2 separate regions of the Homo sapiens genome follow, and region 1 is linked to region 2. Evidence: chromatin loops called from intact Hi-C (ENCODE). Cell type or tissue: endothelial cell of umbilical vein. All regions are shown on one strand. Links, peaks and the distances in the headings refer to the core of each region. The heading gives the core; the rest is flanking DNA. Region 1 overlaps ERBB4 (erb-b2 receptor tyrosine kinase 4). Region 2 overlaps ERBB4 (erb-b2 receptor tyrosine kinase 4).

Region 1 (5,396 bases), core at 200-5,199, 420 kb before region 2:
AAGGAGTTCCAGATATACTTTTGAATAAATAAAAGGACATGTATATATGTATGACATTTTTCTTAAGAATAAATAAAATTCATAAGCCAGGCTAAGGTTTTGTTTTTTTCCCCTTTACTATTAAACTGAAACTTTTAATATATTGCAAATGTTAAAACCAATTTTCTTCATGCCCAAGCATAATAAATTACTGAGGAAAATGCTAAATAATTTCTAAATTTTCCTAGCATATTCTATAATGTCTGTATGGAAAAAGTAAATGACATAAAATGTTGTTTGGAAAAAGGTTTTATTTTGCCAGTGTAGTACTACCCATATTAACAATTATCTACAAGAAAAAAATACAGTGCTTATCTTTATTTTACTATTATTCTATTTTTAATTAAAAAAAAAGATTTTGAGATAACCTGGCAAGTTCTATTACTTATGATAGTCTAGGAAGACTATCATAAGTAAGTAAGAAGCAAGAGGTAAATCCCATCAAAAGAACTTTTCTTTTGGTTAAAGTAATGCATTAGTCAGTTTAATGGAGACATTTAAATTAGACATTTAAATGGAGAGAAGTGTATCTGTTCACTCCAGTGGTTAAAGTATGCATTTCTTCATTAATTTTGCTGTATTTCAACTTCTACAATAAATAATGTTTTTAACCTATTGTCAAACTCACATTTTTCAATCAGCTTATCAGCAAGAAACATCACTTATAAAGCAACTTAGAAAACTAAAGAGTGTATTGAGTGGTTATCAGCCTAGAAAACTTCACAATTATGATGACTTTAATGCAAAATGTATGCAAAGTTCAGGAAAATCAAACTGTAATGTTTGGATATATGCCTTTTTCCCCCTCCTCACTCAAAATGCAGTGACTGAGATAACACCAGGTCTAGCAGGACAAAAGGAATGCGTAAAATGAAACAACCACCCTTTCTGATAATGGGAGACTGGAGAGAGCTGGCCTGATATTGTGCTTAAAGATAAAAAAGGACATGCAGTATCTACTTTAAATGAGATAAGTGTGCTTCATATATCTTGCAGGGACAGAGATAACTTTGTTTCTTTAATCATTATTATTTATTTCTTAAACCTTAGTCTCTCTCATACCTAAAACCTGTAGAGCTCATAGGTTACGACTCAGTTCTTATGAATAGAGAGAGTTGTCATTCTTACCTGTAAGCCTGCTAAATAATACTTCTATAAGCTTCAGACTTCACATAGCAGATAAGTTTGTCTCCCCTGACACGACTACATTAATCCACTAAATCAATTTACTTAAGCTGTGCTGTGGAGCAATGCAGCCACCATTTAACTGAGCTTAAAAGTACTTTCAAGTTTGAGTCACTGCTCCACATGTAACGTAGCTCTCAGTGTCCAATCATAAGTTCTATTTTGACCCTTTGCAACTCTGTGAGAAATTTTCTTGTTAGGTTTATAGGGTCATGGTGCTCTAACATCCAGAAGGATTTAAGGAGAATAAATTCATGATGTTTTAGAAAATCAGACTCATGAGTAACACAGGAAGAGGGGAACACTTGGTTAGATTTTACAAGCACAATCTACTTACATTAATATTTACAACATTCTTTAAGTTGAATGAGTTTGTTTTAAATAATTTATCTAGAAAATATTTCATATGTTAGGAAAACATTTAAAAAAAACAGCTACTAGTTTCACAGTTTATAGCCTGAACATAATTAAATGCTATGGAGGAACAATGACACAATTAAATTATTTAACGTGCAATCAAGCTAACTGTGGCACCCAAAAAAGTACACAAAATAACTTGCAAAATGTTACTAAATTTTACTGAAAATGTACTAACTTTTACTAAAAATATAAAAGATTTTACTGAAATTTCTGTCTGGTAGGTTTGCATAGCCAACTGTTGTTCGTAGTAAGTTGTCGGTTTGTTCACATTCTTCTTCCATTTAGCTAAATCTATTAAAAACAAAAACAAAAACCTTTTCTTCATTTCTTCTGTTTAAAACCTCTGGCCTCCCACAGACCTTCCCTGAAGCTCACTGTTGTTGTGACCGGCTTCTTTGTTTCTCTGTATCTCTATTCAGAGATGTTTTCAATCTGATCACCACTCTTTGCTTCATTTCACCCTAACAAGTCATTCATTTTCATGAACTTGTTCTCCCAGAGCCTGGGCCATTTGTCTTTAGCGTGGCTTCTCACCATTTAGTGACAAAGAGGATAACTCCCAGCACATTTGCTAGGAGACACCTGTGGGAAGATGTCAGCACTGATAAGGTGTAGTCTATGAAATATATGCGTCACTTCAGTTTCCTTAGCTGAGGTGTGGGGCTTTTTAATACTTTTTTCTCTTTTCCCCAATGTATGGAAAGTCTCAAAGAATAATTATCCATAAAAAATAAGGAAATATTTGGTAAATCATGAAGCTGAATACTTCCAGAAAAGCCTTCACTAAAGTGAATTTATTTTAGTCATAGGGAAATAGGTCATTTGTAAATAACATCTGATTGTATCTTTCAGACTCTAAAATGTACTTTTATATAGTCAATCCACAAAAGCAGAATATTGTCAAAAACTTACATAGCATGTTTTCTGATTTTTTAAAAGTTAAGTCAGGGTCAGATATAAGTATATCTTTAGTGGACCTAAGAGTAAATATTATGTTTTAAATAACAGAAGAGTCAGTGGAAATCTAGAGAAAGCCTAAAATAACTGACTTTAAAAAAATGAATCGTGTGTTACAACTGTATGGGGTCTCTGGAGGTCTCATATTGTTATGGAATCTCTCGTGAGAGCTAATTCTCAAAAAATACAACCTAAATTCTAAAATTGTGATCTTACAATAAGTATATTTTTGAGTAGTTCCAAAATACTTTTTGCCTCAGGATGCTGGGCTCTTTAAATATGGATAAGTAATTTCGCTTTCAAGTAGCTCAGACTAAGAGAGAGAGAGGACAGGAATGAATGTCAAGGACAGGCAGCCTCCAACCCCACTCCAGGGTTTTTGCTCTTCCATGTCCCAGCCACCAGGTGTCAGTAGACTTCACAAGGTGGAACTGGCCTACAGGAGTTTGCCTTCCACTTTCATTCATTCAGATTTAAATTGGAATAAGTTTTCTAACAGTATCCTTTCCAGTTTATTATAATATCGGCTATTATTGATTGGGTTTTGGATATATTAAAAATTATTTAAGAGCTTCAACTGCATTGTTGAATTTCATTGTGCCCCCCACCCTCCACCGCCAGAAAAAAAACAAAAACAAAACAAAAAAAACCCTTAGGTAAGTATACTTATCTCCATTTTATAGATATGGTAATGATATTCTGAAAGATGAAGTCATTTTCCCATGATAGAAACTGGAAACAACTGAGATTTGTATCTCTTGGCTAATTTCAAATCCAGCTTCCTCGACTACTAAACTGTGTTACAAAATACTGTATCCAGGAAACAGTTGTCTCTAGATTAAGAACACTTAGGTTAAAATCCAGGTATTAGCTGTGTAAATTTAGCCCTTTAATCATTTCCTCTGCTTATATTTCCTCAATTGTAAAATTGGGTTAATGTAACTGCCCTCTTTAACTCACAGGAATATTGTGAAAATGAATTTTTAAAATGGAAATATTTAATAAAGTTCTATGTTAACTTGTATACTATTCTAACATTTGGCCGGTGTGGTGGCTCACACCTGTAATCCCAGCACTTTGGAAGGCCAAGAAGACAGGATTGCTTGAAGCCAGGAGTTTGAGAACAGTCTGGGCAACAAAGAGACAACCCATCACTATCAACAGAGTGAAACACTGTCTCTAAAGCAAAATAATATAAAATAAAATAAAATTTGTACTTGCTTATTAGGTCCATGAATTTGTTGAGTTTAAATTTGGTAGGCTTTGTGGAGTAAGCACAGTGGCCGTTAAGCCAATTTTGGATTACAGTAAGGATAGCTTCTATGCTGAAAAATTAGCTGAATTAAGTAATTTCACGTCTGATGATTTGATACATGAATTATAACTTGATGATTTTCTTAGTCAAGACTTCCTCCCACCTGTGTTTGGTAGCAAGTGAGAAAACTCCATTCAGGCTGGGTGCACTGGCTCACACCTGTAATCCTAGCACTTTGGGAGGCCGAGGCGAGTGGATCACCTGAGGTCAGGAGTTCAAGACCAGCCTGACCAACATGGCGAAACCCCGTCTCTACTAAAAGTACAAAAAATTAGCCAGGCGTGGTGGCACATGACTGTAATCCCAGCTACTTGTGAGGCTGAGGCAGGAGAATTGCTTGAACCCGGGAGGCGGAGGTTGCACGGAGCCGAGATCGCACCACCGCACTCCAGCCTGGGTGACAGAGGGAGACTGTCTCAAAAAAAAAAAAAAAAAAAACCCTCCATTCAAATATACTAGAAGAACATCGTGTTTCTTATGGAACCTAAGGACAGCAGTGTAGCTGGACCTCACGGAACCCAGAGAACTAGGAGGTAAACATTGTCAAAAATTGTTATTCTTTCTTTCCTCAACTCTCTGTATGGCTGCTTTATTCTTTAGTGACTTTGGGGACTGTTTCTTTCTGCTTCTCAATAACATACGTAGTTCAAAAATGGAAACCTCAATTAGCTTTAACATCTCTTCAGGTTCAAGTTTCTAAGTTATTGTAACCAGCACTTTTGGATCCCAAATCTAAATTCTCTGGAGAGAGAATTTGACTGGCCCAGTCTAGTCAATTATCCACCCATATTACAAGATTTCTCAACCCTCAGTACTATTAACATTTTTATTTGTACTGACTAATGCTTTGTTTGGGTAGGGGTGGAAGAGGCTTTCCTGTGCATTGCAGGGCATCATCTCTGGTCTCTACTTTACCAGTGCCAGAAGATCATCCCTCCCACCCCTCCTCCATGATATGACAACCCAAATTATCAAATGTCTCCTGTGGGGCAGAAATCACTTCTGGTTGATAAACACTGCCCTGTGAAGTAAAGGGTAAAGTGTCCCATAAAACAAACATGGCTACTGGGGCTGACCATCTAGAAGGGGGTATTTTTCGGAGAAGGCCACGTGTCTGCTTGGCAATTATCCTGAAAGTGGTCTATTATAGAAATAAGAGATGTTGGTGGAAATTATAACTTTTGTGAAATTTAGCCAACAGAAGCAGATCTACTAAAATAAATTAAAAGGTTCAGAATTTTTAGCACTGTATAAATTGAAGGAAAATTTCAATCAAAGTTAGGGAAAACCCTAATAATCAATGACATACAACTTTTTTTTTTGCATTCTACCCTAATACAGTGATTGAATTTCACATTTTTTACTCATATATCTCAATCTGAGAATAAATATTCACCATCTATGTATATATAATATATAATATGTATACAGAGAGTCTTTCTTGGTATCTGCAGTAAATTGGTTCCAGGACCCCCATAAA
Region 2 (5,396 bases), core at 221-5,220:
TCCTCATTTTGATTTTTAGGTAAATAATCCCTTTTTTCTTTCATCTCAGACAATTTGAAAAATATTGAAAAATGGTTTTCTGCCTATTTTCAACCTCTTGTCATTTCTTTAAAGAAGAATTAAACTTGATGAAGTTCTAATTTTTGATAAAATTTAATTTTGCCTTGATCATTTTGAATAAAGAACCTGCATCCATTTTGCTTGTGCTTGAGTGTGTATACTATTATTTAAGTGATGTAATCTACTATTAAGAACTACTTGCCCTTATGGACAAACTTGACTTTGAAGAAATTTTTCTTTTTCGCATTTTTAATTGTCAAGTAACTTCAAAGAAAACATGAAGAAAATAAAAGACCATTTTTTTAATTAACTGTGGTTAGTCAAACATGCTGCGGTCGACTTTGTCCATCCCCTCACTAACATCCGTCCCTCCTGTCTTGTTCCTTCATCACCCACCTGAATTTTCCTATTTCATTCCTAATAAAAGAACCTTTATTTGGTCAGGTAATCAGCTAGGATTAAGATGAAACTGGTTCAATGAGTCATGCAAGTTGCGAGTGGGATTCTTTCTTTACTTAGAGTTTTTGGTATCTTATTCATCATGAATTTTTTAATATCAATGTCATTTTTTAAATTTTTTGCATTAATATATATATATATTTACTGAGATTTTTGGCACCCCCGTAAATTCTACATCAGAGGCAAATGTCTCACTCACTTCACCATAATCCCAGCCCTGAGGGTAATGAAAAAATCTCTGATTTGCAGAGAGGGTAAATCCTTTCATATACCCCAAAGGATAAATAGTGACTGATCTCAACAAATCAGGGAGATGTCATTCCTCTGGCCAGTGAGATAGAAGAAGTGGGCTGTTCATAATAGCTTCTAAGAAAGCTTTTTTCTTTTCTTTTCCTTTTTCCTGATAAAATACCACAGAATTGGCTGACACATCCTTAAAATTTATTTCATCCTTCCCGCATCTTTATACCATCAATGTGGACATCACATTGAATGTGCAGCAACCATAGAAATATTAAAAGGAAATTTTCTAAAGTCATCCATGAGCAACTGCACCAGCCCTGGACTGCACACCTTTTAACTGCTTGTTAGTGGAAAACATAAACAATTTTTGGGTTAAACTTCTGTAGTTGGATTCTCTGTTACATAAAACAGAACACAATGCCAACTGTCACATATGAACAAACTAAATTCTTCTATTATTTTAAACTAATTTTTTTTCATAACACTTTAATTTTTGCTTTAATCAAAAACTGTATTTGCAAAATAGTAACTATGTTACAACAATATGTACTGATAACATAGATCTATTGTTTTGGTGACATAATTCTTATTTACATTTTAGAAAGTTGTGCTCTGATAACATCACAATCATTTTTTTTTCAAATTCTATTTAGTCCTGCCCCAAATTTAGTTTGGTTCAACAAATATTGGCTAAGCAGCTACTCTCCTTTAGACACTAAATAAACTATTTTAAAGAAAATAGACACAGTCCCTGACCTTTGGCATCTTACAGATCAGTTCTGATCCATCTTTGATATTACACTCAGCTTTATTATTAGGGATCTTATTTTACCAGTCTGGAAATCACTGAGGATATGCTTCTTCTCACTACAGATTTAGATGAGAATATTTCAAACTAATATGGTTGGAAATTCATTTGGTTGACTGTGCTGCTGAAATGAATACAATAACCTATTTGTTTAGTATTTTACATTAACAAAACACTTCTACAAAATTGTCTCATTTTGCAGGACACAAACAAATGGAAAAACATTCTATCCTCATGGATAGGAAGAATCGGTCTCATGAAAATGGTTATACTGCCCAAAGTAATTTTTAGATTCATTGACATTCCCATCAAACTACCATTGACATTCTTCACAGAATTAGAAAAAAAAAAAACTATTTTAAATTTCATATGGAATCAAAGAAGACCCCGTACAGCCAAGACAACCCTAAGCAAAAAGAACAAAACGGGAGGCATCACGCTACCTGACTTCAAACTATGCTACAAGGCTACAGTAACCAAAATGCATGATACTGGTACCAAAACAGACATATAGACCAATGGAGCAGAACAGAGGCCTCAGAAATAACACCACACATCTACAACCATCTGATCTTCGACAAATCTCACAAAAACAAGAAATGGGGAGATGATCTCCTATTCCATAAATGGTGCTGGGAAAACTGGCTAGCCATCTGCAGAAAACTGAAACCGGACCTCTTCCTTACACCTTATACAAAAATTAACTCAAGATGGATTGAAGACTTAAATGTAAAACCCCAAACCATAAAAACCCTAGAAGAAAACCTTGGCAATACCATTCAGGACATAGGTATGGGCAAAGACTTAATGACAAAAACACCAAAAGCAATTGAAACAGAAGCCAAAATTGACAAATGGGATCTAATTAAACTCAAGAGTTTCCGCACAGCAAAAGAAACTATCATCAGAGTGAACAGGCAACCTACAGAATGAGAGAAAATTTGTACCATCTACCCATCTGACAAAGGTCTAATATCCAGAATTTACAAGGAACTTAAACAAATTTACAAGAAAAAAACAACCCCATCAAAAAGTGGGCAAAGGATATGAACAGACACTTCTCAAAAGAAGATATTTACGTGGCCAACAAACATATGAAAAAAAGCTCAACATCACTGATCATTAGAGAAATGCAAATCAAAACCACAATGAGATAATATCCCATGCCACTCAGAATGCCAATTATTAAAAAGTCCAGAAACAATACATGATGGTGAGGTTGTGGGGAAATAGGAACACTTTTACACTGTTGATGGGAATATAAATTAATTCTAACTATTATGGAAGACAGTATGGCTATTCCTCAAGGATTTAGAACCAGAAATACCATTTGACCCAGCAATCCCATTACTGAGTATATACCCAAAGGATTATAAATCATTCTACTGTAAAGATGCATGCATGCGTATGTTTACTGCAGCATTATTTACAATAACAAAGTCATGGAACCAACACAAATGCCCATCAATGATAGACTGGATAAAGAAAATGTGGTACATATACACCATGGAATACTATGCAGCCATAAAAAAGATGAGATAATGTCCTTTGCAGGGACATGAATGAAGCTGGAAGTCATCATCCTCAGCAAACTAATACAGGAACAGAAAACCAAACACCACATGTTCTCACTCATAAGTGGGAGTTGCAAAATGAAAACACACGGACACAGGAAGGGAAACAACACACACCAGGGCCTGTTGGGGTGTGGGGAATGAGGGGAGGGAACTTAGAGGATGGGTCAATAGGTGCAGCAAACCACCATGGCACACGTATACCTATGTAACAAACTTGCACGTTCTGCATATGTATCCAGGAACTGAAATTAAAATTAAAAAAAAAAAAAAACTTGTCTCATTTCCCTTTTAAATCTCTATTGTTGGAAAAACTGGTGAAAATCAAGTCTTTAAAATTACTTCTACTTAAGCAGCAGCCACTTAAACTGTTTTCTTTTTTATAAATGAAATCTTTCCTTTTTGCATTCCTAAATTCCTGGGGGAATACACTGGAGTAATTTTAGGCTTGATTTTTTCAAGAGTAAAGGAAAAGAAATATTTCCTCTTTGCAGATTTAAATGAGTTTCGTATACAGTGTGTTCTATGAAATGAATGCCAATTTGTTTTCATTAGAATTATTCTTCTTGCATGACATCTCTTTTCTTCAATGATGCTTATTTATGTACTGGGCAGTGTTAGACATGCATGCATGCACTCTTTCTTCAAGAGACAGTTTCTAATGGAGGGCACCATGCTAAGAGCTGTGGGAGAGAAAGACATACATTTCATAATTCCAGATTCTTAAGGACCTTAAAATCCAGTAGGTAAAATTAGATATATCAGCAAATTAGGATACGAGTACCCTGTGGAGGGAAAATTAACGCAATAGATGAAGAAAAACAAAAACTAGCTTCAACAGGGCTTATCCCAGAAGGCTTCATGTAGCACATGACATTTGAACCAGGTTTGACAAATGGCTAGGATTTCAGGAAAAATAGTGAAAAATAAAGGACATTCAGGTAAGAGAAAACTGCAAAGCACAGAAATGATCAAGTGGACTTGTGCTGCTAATGAGGCCCATGCCTGAAGCACAGAATCTTTGTAAAGAATGATAGAGTTGAGGTTGGAATTACAGTAATGTAACCTAAATGTCAGACTAAAGGTTTTGTATTTTCATCAAATAGAAGTACCTAAAGATTTTAGACCTCAACTACCATCATATGTGACAAAATAAAATGAGATAAACAATTTTACCTATAAATAGATAAAGTATTTAAATTCTGATGCTATTCAGTGATGGTAAAGACGTGAGGAATAAGGTATAGTCATTTATACTTGGAGAATATGCAAATCATTGCTTTCATTTTGAAATGAAATTTATTATCTAAAAGACTTTAAGTTCACATACTGTTTGACCTAGGACTTCCAATTTTTGAAATTTATTCTATAGAAATGTTGGTATGAGTACGTAAAGAAATATGTACAAAAATATTTATTTTAATAAAGATACATTCCTCACAAAGAAGAAAAATCTTGCCTACTTATCAACAGAAAATTGAATTAGTAAAGTATAGGAAATCCATATAGTATAATAATATTCAGATTTAAAAAAATAAGTTTATACATACACTTACAACCATTTGATTTTGGACAAACCTGACAAAAACAAGCAATGGGGGAAGGATTCTCTATTTAATGAATGATGCTGGGAGAACTAGCTAGCCATATGCAGAAAATCGAAACTGGATTTCTTCCTAACACCATATACAAAAATCAACTCAAGACAGATTAAAGACTTAAATGTAAAATCTAAAACTATAAAAATTCTAGAAGGAAACTTAGGCAATACCATTCAGGACATAGATGCAGGCAAAGATTTCATGACTGAAATGGTTTGGCTCTGTGTTACCATCAAAATCTCATCTCAAATTGTAATCTCCATAATTCCCGACATCTCAAGGGAAGGACCAGGTGGGAGGTGATTGGATCATGGCGGTGATTTTCCCCATGCTGTTCTTGTCATAGTAAGTGACTTCTCATGAGATCTGATGATTTATCAAGAGTTTGATGGTTTCTCCTTCACACAGCTCTCTCTCACCTGCTGCCATGTAAGACTTGCCTCTTCTCCTTCCTCCATGATTGTAGGTTTCCTGAGGCCTCATCGGCCATGTGGAGCTGTGAGTCAATTAAACCTCTTTTCTTTATAAATTACCCAGTCTCAGGTATGTCTTTATAGCAGTGTGAAATGGACTAAAACAGTAAATTGGTACTAGGAGAGAGGTACTGCTATAAAGATACCAAAAAATGTGGAAGTGACTTTGGAACTGGGT

The links. A loop is a pair of places that touch in the nucleus more often than their neighbours do. Peaks named below come from ENCODE experiments on the same cell type or tissue, not always from the same donor. Only the 100,000 strongest peaks of a DNase experiment are listed, where the experiment ranks them.
Region 1: a loop joins it to region 2, with 2.9 times the contacts of the local background. A loop is called at or near these places in 3 of 110 quality-filtered maps.

What each region holds. Positions count from the first base shown.
Region 1 is chr2:211,742,494-211,747,889 of GRCh38, forward strand. The region is part of intron 5 of ERBB4 (erb-b2 receptor tyrosine kinase 4); the gene reads right to left. Among named protein-coding and RNA genes, the nearest start is that of MIR548F2, 680 kb to the right of the region's middle. In endothelial cell of umbilical vein, for the core only: a CTCF peak has its summit at 3,012 (motif pointing right); a DNase peak (open chromatin) is centred at 2,988.
Region 2 is chr2:212,164,666-212,170,061 of GRCh38, forward strand. The region is part of intron 1 of ERBB4 (erb-b2 receptor tyrosine kinase 4); the gene reads right to left. Among named protein-coding and RNA genes, the nearest start is that of MIR548F2, 260 kb to the right of the region's middle. In endothelial cell of umbilical vein, for the core only: no CTCF peak of the experiment used is centred there; no DNase peak of the experiment used is centred there.